2 separate regions of the Homo sapiens genome follow, and region 2 is linked to region 1. The links are chromatin contacts, found by POLR2A ChIA-PET in ENCODE. All regions are on one chromosome and are shown on one strand. Each heading gives the region's core, a stretch centred on a gene start or an enhancer-like site at or near the end of the contact. The rest is flanking DNA. Distances are from core to core; before and after follow the strand shown.

What was found. ChIA-PET counts read pairs that join two places held with the same protein, here RNA polymerase II (POLR2A).
Region 2: POLR2A ChIA-PET joins it to region 1 with 13 read pairs in WTC11. The contact joins the promoter of PRTFDC1 here to the enhancer-like site in region 1. POLR2A ChIA-PET finds 5 or more read pairs at or near these places in 2 of 52 experiments (IMR-90 and WTC11).

What each region holds. Positions count from the first base shown.
Region 1 is chr10:24,492,763-24,498,548 of GRCh38, reverse strand. It overlaps KIAA1217, which reads right to left. Exons shown (of 21, transcript NM_019590.5): 7 at 3,945-4,049; 8 at 3,353-3,402. Among named protein-coding and RNA genes, the nearest start is that of MIR603, 220 kb to the right of the region's middle. RefSeq lists enhancers at 3,006-3,786, 3,942-4,441, 4,442-4,943. Within about 2 kb of position 4,133, at least 2 of the 41 ENCODE cell types and tissues checked have a DNase peak (open chromatin) inside an H3K27ac peak, as active enhancers do.
Region 2 is chr10:24,950,178-24,955,963 of GRCh38, reverse strand. PRTFDC1 (phosphoribosyl transferase domain containing 1) reads left to right here and starts at 3,358. Exons shown (of 9, transcript NM_020200.7): 1 at 3,358-3,436. The coding sequence starts at 3,389. It also overlaps a transcript of THNSL1 not described here. RefSeq lists a silencer at 3,008-3,197.

The DNA.
Region 1 (5,786 bases), core at 2,884-5,383:
GCCAAGCCACAACCAAATTTCTTAATGGAATCTATACTCACTTAAAAAAATCTTCATCTATAACCTCTTAATCTCCTATATTTGGTACATGTCATAGCTCCTTCATTCTCTGAAATGGCTCTTTATGTTCATTTCAGCGATCTTCTAGTTGTCACCCCTGTGGACTCTCTCCTTTGCTTCAATGTGACACTAAGCTTTGTCAGCCACTTCTTTTCCTTTTAGTCACTTTGAAACTTTCCATGATCTTCTTCCCTTTCTGCTGCTCCGTCTTGGTCAATCTCTTTTCTAACTCCTTCCTCTGCCAACCTTTTAAATCCTGATATGTTGTGTCCCTGGGTCCACTTCTCTTCTTGCTGGACATACTTTCTAGGGAGGCCACTTCTGCTACCACCACCCACCAAGGTCTCCCGCACCCTCGTCAGCAGCACACAATCATCTTCAGATCCACATACTAACGCCTTCACGCCACTACTGAACTTTTCCATAAACAAGTCAAATTCATTATTTCCACTCGTCTTCCACAAAGCTCTTTCTGTCTCTGTGGGCCTAATTGTATTATATATATAATTTCAATAACTTTTGAGGAACAAGTAGTTTTTGGATACATGGATGAATTGTATAGTGGAGAAGTCGGAGATTTTAGTACACCCATCACCTGAGTAGTGTACTTTGTACCCAATTCGTAGTTTTTTTTATCCCTCATCCCCTCCCACCCTGCCCACTTCTGAGTCTCCAATGTCCATTATAATACGGGCCTAATTGTAGCCAGTGGCACCACTATCTACTCAATTATCAGCCAGTCAGGCTGTCACTTTTTTTTTTTTTTTTTGAGACAAGGTCTTGCTCTGTCACTCAGGCTGAAGTGCAGTGGCTTGATCTCGGCTTACTGCAGCCTTGACCTCTCGGGCTCAAGCAGTCTTCCCACCTCAGCCTCCCAAGTATGTGGGACTACAAACATGTACCACCACGCTCATTTTTTGTGGAGACAGGGTCTTGCAATATTGCCCAGGCTGGTCTCAAACTCCTAGCCTCAAGCAGTCCTCCCACTTCAGCCTTCCAAGGTCCTGAGATTACAGGCATGAGCCACCATGCCCAGCCTGGCTGTCACTCTTAATAGCTGTGTCGCTTTGGAAAACTAACCTAACCTCCCTGAGCTTCTGTTTCTTTTCATGTAAAATATGGGTAATGACATCTTCCTTATAGGGTTTTGTGTGTTAAATGATCTAATGCTCAGTATAAAAACCTTTGAGATGGGAGGTTCCATCTGTTCTCTTTCCACAGTAAACTACACATTCCATAAGTAGCCAGGAAGTCTGGGTTTTCCTTTACTCTTGGCCAGATGAGTTCCTTGACTTCTATATAATTCCGTTTACTTGTCTACAGAACAGGGATAATACTTGTCTTGTAGCTGACTTCCTAGCATTCTGGAAGAATTATTATATTTTGTGCACTATACAAGGCTGCTATGGCAACGAAGCCCCTGTGGACGATATCTCGCCCTGATACGTTAGAGTGAGAAAGTCCAAACCTAGCAGAGACGTGGGGAGTGAGTCCACGTGCTCATTGCCAGTGGCGTTGCAAATCAGCTCAGCCATTCAGAAGAGAAAACTAACAGCATGTCACCAGTGGCACTGAACTGTCCCTTTGGACCCACCGATTCCACTTTGGGAAATATATCTGAGGAAATGACACTGGCTCCTTTCCCCACATTTGAAAAGAAATTGACAAGAGTTTTTAGAACAAAGAAATGAAACAACCTATATATCTTTAAAGGGACTGAGGCATCTTAACATAAAAGGAGTTCAAATGGGAGGCATTTGGACTATGATGATGTGTGTCACGTGTGTGGATGTGCATTCAGTTTTCTTCTCTGGAACATGAGAATAAAAACTGTACCTCTCCCTAGATGCTGCGGTAAGGAGTTCATGAGTGAATGCATGAAAAGTGCATAGGAAGCACTCACTACATATTTATTCTTCTTCTTCTTCTCTATAAAGCAAAAAGAAATAAAAGGAGAATACAAAACAGCACGTACATATTGCTTAGAGCAGTGCTTTCAGATATGAATCATTTCTAGAATGGATTATAGAAGGATGGGAGCTTTTAGTATTTAGTAGTTTCCTTTCTTCTCCCTAAGTTTACAATCCATTTTAAAAAATGAATGAATTAAGTATCTCCGAAACAAACTGGCAATTGCTCTGAAGACAAGTTTAGCAATTTCCGTGAAATAATTCTCTGGCTTCGGCCAAGGCCACTGATTGATTTCTAAGCAAAACAACAAATCCCGTCAGGATCAGGAATGATGGCAGAGTGGCCCTGTTGGCTTTGTAGCTAAATTGTGCTCAGCCAGAGAAGAACCACGACCAACAGAGCCCTAAACTGAAGTCCCCAATTCTGTCTACTCTACCGTGCTGCACAAAACTAGTACACGTGGCTTCCCTAAATTTGGGGTTTCACCCAACTTGCCATATGCTTTCTGTGTAATTTAGTATCTGAATGTGTTCCTGCTAAGGATTTCTATTTCTAACCCGATGAGAGGGAAGACCTCATCTTCTTGCAGAGGCCTGGCTTGAGACTGCTGGATGAGACATTCATTGCAAAGACCTGGATACTAGTGAACGCCACTACTAACAGAACTGGGCTGTCTTTCTGGGGAATGCTGGCATTTAAAAAGCAGGCCTTGTCATCTGTCATGAGATTAAAAAGATAAAATAAAAAGTAGGCCCTAGTCCAAGTACTCCTTTTTCTCCCATCTGGACACTGGTCATTCCTTATTGGCTACTGTCCCTTCTCATCCATCCCCATATTGCAGCTGGGCTGATGTCCTTCCCCAGTGTACAACCTTCCGATGGCTTCACTTTGCACTTAGAACAATTTTAAATTCCCTTGACTGGACAACCCTTCTTCCCCCTAAGTCCTCTTCATCTTTCTGGGCTTAGTTTATGTCACTTTGTCTGGGGACTGCCCTTGGTATAGGCTAGTCCTATTGGTGAAACATTTATCCTGCACTTTTAAACACTTGACACACATAAAATTACTTGTCCCATTTCCATCTTCCCCACTGAATTCTAAGTTCTAGGCAGGCAGCCCCGTGTCTGCAAGATGACCACCGTGTGGCCATATCAATGAACAAATGAATGAGCGAATGAATGAAAACCGAAGGGAGAATACAGTGCTTTGCCCCCGAATTAATGAATAAATCTGGAATTTCAGTATTGGCAGGAATATCTAGGAATCCCCTGACATCATACCAAATACGTGACTTAGGGAAATGTTAAACATTTCTGAGACCAGCCAGGGCTCATCCCAGGCAGCCCACAGGCCTCCTACAGCTCCAAAAACACTTACTTACCTGCACTATCTGTGTGGTTCCTGTTGGCTGTGGTTTTCATCATTTTCTCGCTGAATAAAAGAAAAAGAGAGTCAGCTATGCAGTTTCCAAAATGCCTTTTTTTTTTTTTTTAAAGCCCATTCCATCCACTATTTGAAGCAATTGGCAGTGATGGGATTAAGCAATGAAGGTATTTTAGCATCAGCATCACAATTGGCCAGGATGGAAAAGGCTTCCCAGGTGTGCACCTGACACTGGGGGTGGAATGCAGCCAGGCTCACTTGTGACTTTCAGATGATGGCGACGTGGACACGCAAGGGTGGTGGTTGCAGGCACTGCACGGTGAGTGGTCCATGAAGCCACATGCACTGGGAAGCCCATTTACCTTCTTGGGCCAAAGTGTTACTTTCGACCAAGAATTACCAGAAGGAGGAAAGAAAAAAAGCAACCAAACCCCCCAAAACAAAAAAATAACGCCCATGATCCATAGAGATGTGAATATTTTCAGCCTTGAAATGATTACAAGAAAACAGATTTGAATGAATGAATTATCTTAATGATTAAAAGAGAAACAGATTGAATTATTTTTTTCATTGGCTTTCTTCTTTTTTACCTAGACGCATCTTTGCTATAACTTGTAATGGGCCCTTTAAAAAGCGCAGACTGAACAAGGCCAGTTAAACTGGCAATCTGTTTCTCCATGGCTTGCATCCTCTCTCTGTAAAACAAGAGAATTGTTTGTTAAAGCTTTATGGACTTTCAAACCAGTTTGTCCGGGTGAATGCACCACCTGAGGGTTATAAAAGGTACCACCTAGAAGGCCGTGGAAGTTCACCCAACCTGGCTCAGGAACATGAAGAGCCGCACATCCTTAGCTCAGGTCAAGATTCGTGATCAGTGTTCAGTATCAAGCCAGTGACCTGACTGGCTAAAAAAAGACACAGCACGGACCAACTCAAAGACATCTCCCTCGGAAACACTCCTGTTTGCACATCCTATGTTTTTGAGTCTTTCTGCCCTGCTTTCTTTCTTTCACCTTGCACAAAAGGGCTGTTCCCTAGCATTCGCAGTGTCCCAGGCCAGATCTCACCTAGCTGCACACATTTCTATGCCGTACACCTCAGCTGGGAGGCTGCGGAGTGGTTTTGGTGTAAATGATGGAGCTGTTTGCTGTGTGGGTAGTAACACTTGTGTCACAGCTTAGGGGCAACACAAACATGTCTCTTCTTTAGACCATGGAGAAATATGACTGAAACCCGGCCGGGCGCGGTGGCTCACACCTGTAATCCCAGCACTTTGGGAAGCCGAGGTGGGCAGATCACCTGAGGTCAGGAGTTTGAGACCAGCTTGGCCAACATGGTGAAACCCTGTCTCTGCTACCAAGATTGCACCAGTGAACTACAGACTGGGCAAAAGAGTGAGACTCTGTCTCAAAACAAAACAAAACAACCCATTTATTTGAAGGTAGATGATGTTAGATCTAATGTCATAGGAACTTTAGCCTGGAGGTTTTTATAGAATCACGCAGGAACACGAATATCCCTAACAGCTTGGCCATCTCAAGATGTTAATGAAAAATTTCCCAATGATTTCCATATACAGATACTGTTCCTCTCTCTCCAGGGCTCTTTGATGTTTCATTACAGTTTAGCTGGCATTTGAAATAGACTCACATTTCTAGACCTCAGACAATGGACGTTTCGCAGAACTATTGCCATGTTTTCAACACATTGTTAAAAACAACAATACGAGTAAGTGAATAGAGGCTTCACATGTCACCTCATGTGAATTCAGTTATGCATATTTGTTAGTTCAAAACAGGAAAAGGAGAGAGAGGAGAACAATGTATATGGCATGGGCATTGCCTGTGCTGTTATCTCCCATGAGTGAGTGTCCTTGCATGAGCCTGAGATAAGAGAGGGGACCTCACTCCTCACTGCGGATCTCAGTCCCACAGGCCTCTGGGTTTGTGAGTGGTGGGGATTCCCATGCTGCAAACAGTATATTCTTACACTATTAAATACATGCTGGCTAATTTATCTGATTGTCAGTGGAAAAAGTAATGATGGTCTGGCCGGGCACGGTGGCTCCTGCCTGTAATTCCAGCACTTTGGGAGGCCCAGGTGGGCGGATCACCTGAGGTCAGAACTTCGAGACCAGCCTGGCCAACATGGTGAAACCCCGTCTCTACTATAAATACAAAAATTAGTTGGGTGTGGTTGTGCATGCCTGTAATCCCAGCTACTCGGGAGGCTGAGGCAGGAGAATCACGGGAACCTGGGAGGTGGAGGCTACAGTGAGCTGAGATCGCGCCACTGCACTCCATCCTGGGTGACAGTGCAAGACTGTCTCAAAAAAAAAAAAAGTAATGATGGCCTGTTCTTCCACTAGAAAAAGCCAACTGATTAAGCTGGTGCATCTGCATCCTGAATTTTGTGACAATCAAGATGATATT
Region 2 (5,786 bases), core at 2,109-4,608, 460 kb before region 1:
ATTATTATTTGTTTGTAGGGACAGGGTCTTGCTCTGTCACCCAGGCTGGAGTGCAGTGGTGCAATTATGACTCAATGCAGCCTCAAACTTCTGGCCTCAAGCAATCTTTCCAGCTCAGCCTCCCCAGTAGCTAGGTCTACAGGTGCCACGCTACCACACCTGGCTAAGTTTTTAATTTTTTATAGTGATGTGGTCTTACAATGTTACCCAGGTTTGGTCTTGAATTCCTGGCCTCAAGTGAGCCTCCTGCTTTGGCCTCCCGAAGTGCTGGTATTACAGGTGTGAGCCATGGTGCCTAGCCCCATCAACCTTAAAAGACAATTCCTTGTCATTTTCACATGGAATAATTTTACAAACATTTGGTCATACATTTTTACAGCATGTCAGGTTAATAATATCTTACAGTTTTATAGCATTTTGCAAAGAATTCTCTTGCATGTTATCTCACATTCATCTCATCATCATATGCAGTAGAGAATAAATGGGTGGCTCCATTTTATGGATGAGAAAATTGATGTATATTACACTGATATAATTGGCTTAGACTCATTGGCTAAAGTAACATGGATTGTTACAGAAAAATAGAGGTCCTAGTCCAAAGCTATTCCACTAGACATGTGATATGGTTTGGCTCTGTGTCCCCACCCAAATCTCATGTTGAATTGTAATTCCCAGTGTTGGGGGAGGGATCTGGTGGGAGGTGATTGGCTCATGGGGGTGGATTTCTCCCATATTGTTCTCGTTATAGTGAGTGAGTTCTCACAAGATCTGATGGTTTAAAAGTATGTGGCACTACACCCTTGCTCTCTCTCTCTCCTGCTCTGCCATGGTAAGACGTGCTTGCTTCCCCTTTGCCTTCTGCCATGATTGTAAATTTCCTGAGGCCTCCCAGCCTTGCTTTCTGTACAGCCTGCAGAACTGTGAGTCAATTAAACCTCTTTTCTTCATAAATTATCCAGGTCTAAGGTAGTTCTTTATACCAATATGAGAACAGACTAATACAACATGTAACAGAAATTTGAGGTTTAAAAAGAATTTTTGCCTCTAAATCCTCATAATGCAAGATTAAGAATAAAGCCTTGGACAGATGAGCTGTTATTTCTGGATACCGGTCTTTGCAAATACTATTTGGGTTATCAAGTATTATTTTGTATTATGTTAATGCTCTCCAAAGTATCGAAGTGTAATCAGACCGCACAAAGTATTATCAAAATATACAAAGATAATAAAATGAATTAGATTTTTAAAAACTATTTACTCATCATTCTGTGCCCTTTATAGGATGACCTATATAAGTCTATGTAGGATGTTCTTGAGCACACATTCATAAGATTCCTGTTGTCTTTCAAGCAAGTTACATTTTTCACTGTGAACTTGTTGGATTTTACGTTTAAACTAATAGCCTTTCTAAGGGAAGAAGATTTATCTACCATTTCCCTTACATCTTCCGCAGTGTCTAGGCTGGAACCAAAGTTGATGCTTTTTGACTTCTGTATGGCAACTACTCCTGTGACATATTTTGAAGTTCCTGGTACCCCCCAATCTGGCCCTGCACCCACACTGAGCCTCATGGCTAAGTTTTGATATCCAAGCAGTAAGATGGTCTAGTGGAATCCCCTAAAGCATGGGTCATGAGCCACCCACATCACACCCATCTGGTGTCTCTCAGCAGGTACAGGATTCTAGGTGCTTCCACAGATCTTCCCCACCCAGTGAAGCTGCATTAACCAGCTCCCCAGGAGAGTCTTGTGAACTCTAAAGTTTGATCATCATCCTAATGATAGCACTTTTCTGCTCCTGGAAATTTTAATGATGTTGCTTGTGAATATGGTTCCTGGGCCTGGTCTTTGAAAATGAAAATAAAAGATGGTGCTTGACTTTGGGGAAAAGAAGTGAGATGCAGACTACAAAAATGGCTCAAAACAACGCCCTCTCACAATTACTAGGAGAAAATGTTTACCCGTGTGCTGAGAAACAACACCCCCCATTTCTGTAAGGCAGTTGCCAAGCAGATGCCTGATTTCAGGGATCTCTGGAGCTGCACCCTCCAAGGCGCTGGCGCTTAGAAACGACATGAAGAGCCAGCCCTGCTGAGCAGGACCAGGGCGCCAAGTCTGAATGACTAATATTTTTCCAACCTAGAACGTCATTAACCGATTGATAACTATTTCCCCTTTAAACTAGGCAAAATCAGCATTCCTCTCCCCTCTGTGTGCCAGAATTCGAAGATGAACAAAAGACGCCTGCATCAGGAAAACTGTGTTAAGTTCTCTTGGATTCAGGGCTTCGACCCGAATTGGGCTGAGTGAATGAAGACGCTGGTGAGATGTCAGGGACCTGGGGAATGAAGACACACCCAGAAAAAGCAGGAACCTACAGGAGTGGACAAAGAACCGGAGCATAGGCATGTGAGAGGGGTTGAAATGAACAACAGACTCATACAAGAAGGATTTCTAATCAGAAAAGAGCGATTGCTTTAGTAAAGCTGCAACCTGGAACAATTACAATCTGACCAGATGTTCTTGCAAAACTGGTAAAGCAGAGAATGTGTAAAAATCTCTCCCCCTCCTCCCCTGAATGCAGTTGACGAAAGGCCGAAAGGCTGGATCCTCAAAGCCCAGATCTGATCACTGCAGATCCGGGCCACCCTAAAAGCAATCGGGTGTAATCTTTCCAGCTCCAGGCCCTGGGATGAGGGAGGTGGGGGAAGGTGGAGAAAGGTGGAGGAAGATGGAGGGAGGTGAGGGGAGGTGGAGGGAGGTGAGGGGAGGTGGAGGGAGATGAGCGGAGGTGGAGAGAGGTGGGTGGCGGCTCCAAGGTTTGAAAACACATCCAGGACACTTCCCATCCTCCAAGAGCACGCTGGCTCACAGGCTCTTTCACGCTTCTGCTTGGGACAATCGCGTGCATGAAATCTGGCAGGGAGGAGTCAAGGAGATTGTTAGCCCGAGGGCTGGGACGGTGGATCTGGGAATCAGGGGCCTGGGGGACACGTTCTCTTCCTGCCGCGGGCTTCCTGCTCCAGAGTCCCCGCGGGGCTTGGCGGCGGGGCCGGGGGCTGCACGCGACCATCCGGCAGGGGGCGGCGGCGACAGCGGCGGCCGCAAGGGACGCGTCCGGGGCCCGCGCTCAGGGGGAGCGGTAGCGGCTTGGCAGCTGCTCCCCGCGCCCCCGCGGCCTAGCCAGGGGAGGGGGCGCAGCGCCGGGGCCATGGATCCGCGTCAGGCCGCTGCTTCCCGCCGGCGGGCCCGGGGCGGGGCGGACCCGTCCCCGTCCCCGTCCCCGTCCCCGTCCCCGTCCCCATCCCCACGTCCCATCCCCCACGCAGCCTTCGCCCTCCCTGCTCCTTCCCGCGCCGTCTTCCCTTCCCGCGTTCCCCGGGAGAAACATGGCCGGGAGCAGCGAGGAGGCGCCAGACTACGGGCGAGGCGTCGTGGTAAATGCAAACTCCCTATTTTGGGGCTCGGCCCGCTCCCCTCCCTCCCTGGCACCCTGCTTGTAGATTAAATGCTTGCCGTGCGTCGGGGGAGAGAGAGGGCCACCGCTTTGTTCTCCCTCCCGGCGGGGATCGCTTCCATCCTCGGACCCGGGCCTCCTCTCCCCGCCCCCAATCTGACGAAACTCTGAGTCCCGTCCCTTCACCCCGAGTTCCCAGCGTCCCCCCGTGTCCTCCGGCCGGTAGCTCGCTCCTGCAGCGTCCCGCCGGCGCCCAGCCGTCCCCATCCCCGCGAGCCACGGGGAGTCGCTTCTGCGAGCCCGGCAGGGCCCCAGAGACCCCCGCGTGCTGCTCTGGAGGCCTCCTTCTTCCTGGGTCTCCTCTTGACTCCTCCAGGGCGGGCTTCAAGTTTTGTTTTTAAAAAGCACACTGAGGGGTTTTGAAGGCAGCTAGGAAATAAAGTAGCTCAAGTGGACAGAGCTTGAGATTTGAAGCCTTTGGTACCCAGGTTGGGGGCTCTCTGGCAGTGGAGGCCTCTGCAGGAGCTCTAGGACACGCTGGCGGCTCCTGAGTGACCTATGGCTTGTCTGTAAAAGGGAGCAACAGCAAGCTGGGCTCTGGAGCCAATTGGGAGGATGCATGTAAAATATCTAGCAGTGTGTCCGGATGGGAGGGTGTGGGGTGCTGGTTTCCCAGAACTGAGCCTCATTAACCCTGAGAATCCTGACGGTGTCAGCCAGAGGGTACCCATCTCTCAGTGTGCTAGGATCCAACCCGTTCTTGACCTTGTGGCCACGTCCTCCCTGCTCCCTGAGAAGTGGTTTTCCTAGAAGGTGGTGGTTATAACTTGTGTCAGGTTCAGTGTGAAACTCAATGGTGGTGAGGATGGTGGGTGGGGCTAACTTGCCATCTCTTTCCAGGGATCAGCTTGTCATTCACAGATAATCTGTTTATGAATATGAATGGCCTGAACTAAAGTAAGTGGGCTGGGGAGGGAAACGTGTCACATTCAGACAGAAGGGTCAGGTTGAAATGTGGGGCTCAGTGCTTAATTTAACAGCAGGACCTTTCCTTCTGAAAGGATGAGGAGTTGATTTATTCATTCCACACGTTTATTGTCCTGCTGGGTTGTAGGAGGTGCTGTAGGCTCTGGGGTGCAAAAGACAAAGGCCTTGTCTTCATGAGCTTGCGTTCTAGAGAAGACATAGGCAAGCAGTGTGTAAACAAATAGAGAAAATTTCAAATAGAGATATGTGCAATAGGAGGAGGGTAACAGGATAGAGGGTAATTGGAGGAGAAGGGGGGAGTGATGCTTTTGCTCAGGTGGTCAGGGCAGCCTCTCTGCGGTGACCTTTGAGCCAAGATCTGAAGGGTACACAGGAGTAGCCATGTGGACTGCAGGCAGAGACCCGCATACCAAATGCAAAAGAATCATTGTATCCGATTTATGCTTTTACAAAAACCATTCCAGTTGCCCCAGGAGGAGGGGCAAGCCTAGCGGTGTGATGGATGGGAGGGGGACTAAAACGCAAAAAGGGCAATCATTAAGTTCATTCTGGACAAATTGAGTTTGTAGTGCCTGTAAGGCCCACAGGTTGGCCTGCACTGTAGGCAATTTGAAATTCACATTTGGAATTCTGGAGAGTGATTGGAGAGATTTGGAAGTCATCAGCAAAAAGAATAATATGTAATGTTCGGGAGTGCTCAGTGAATATGGAAAAAACAATTAAAGCAACTGTTAAGGATGGAAGCCTGGAAAGTCCCAAATATAAGAGGCTGCCTGTGGGGGAGAAGCTGGTTGAAGGAACCGAGAAAGAACTTTGAAGGGTGGGAGGGCAGGCAGCATGGTGGGTGCCTTGGGAATAGAGCATTGTTGAGCAGGAGGGGCGGGGTCAAGAGGTCATCAGAAGTGTCAGATGTTACAGGGACAGCAAGTCGGATACCAAGATGGAAAACAGCCACTGTATTTAACAATTACAAAGCCATTAGTAGGGAGAATCTTTTAAACAACCACTGCATTGGTAGAATGGTTAAAATATAGTACAAGTTGAGCATCCCTAATCCAAAAATCCAAAATCCGAAATGCTCCAAAATCTGAAACTTTCTGAGCACCAACATGATGCTGAAAGGAGATGCTTACTGGAGCATTTTGGATTTCGGATTTTCAGATTAGGGATGCTCAACCAGGAAGTATAATGCAAATATTCCAAAATCCAAAGGAAAAAAAATCTGAAATTGGAAACGCATCTGATCCCAAGCATTTTGGATAAGGGGTACTCAACTTGTACTACCGTAACATACTACATACTTTTAGAAAAGAATAAGGTGAATCTAGATGCACGGATAGAGT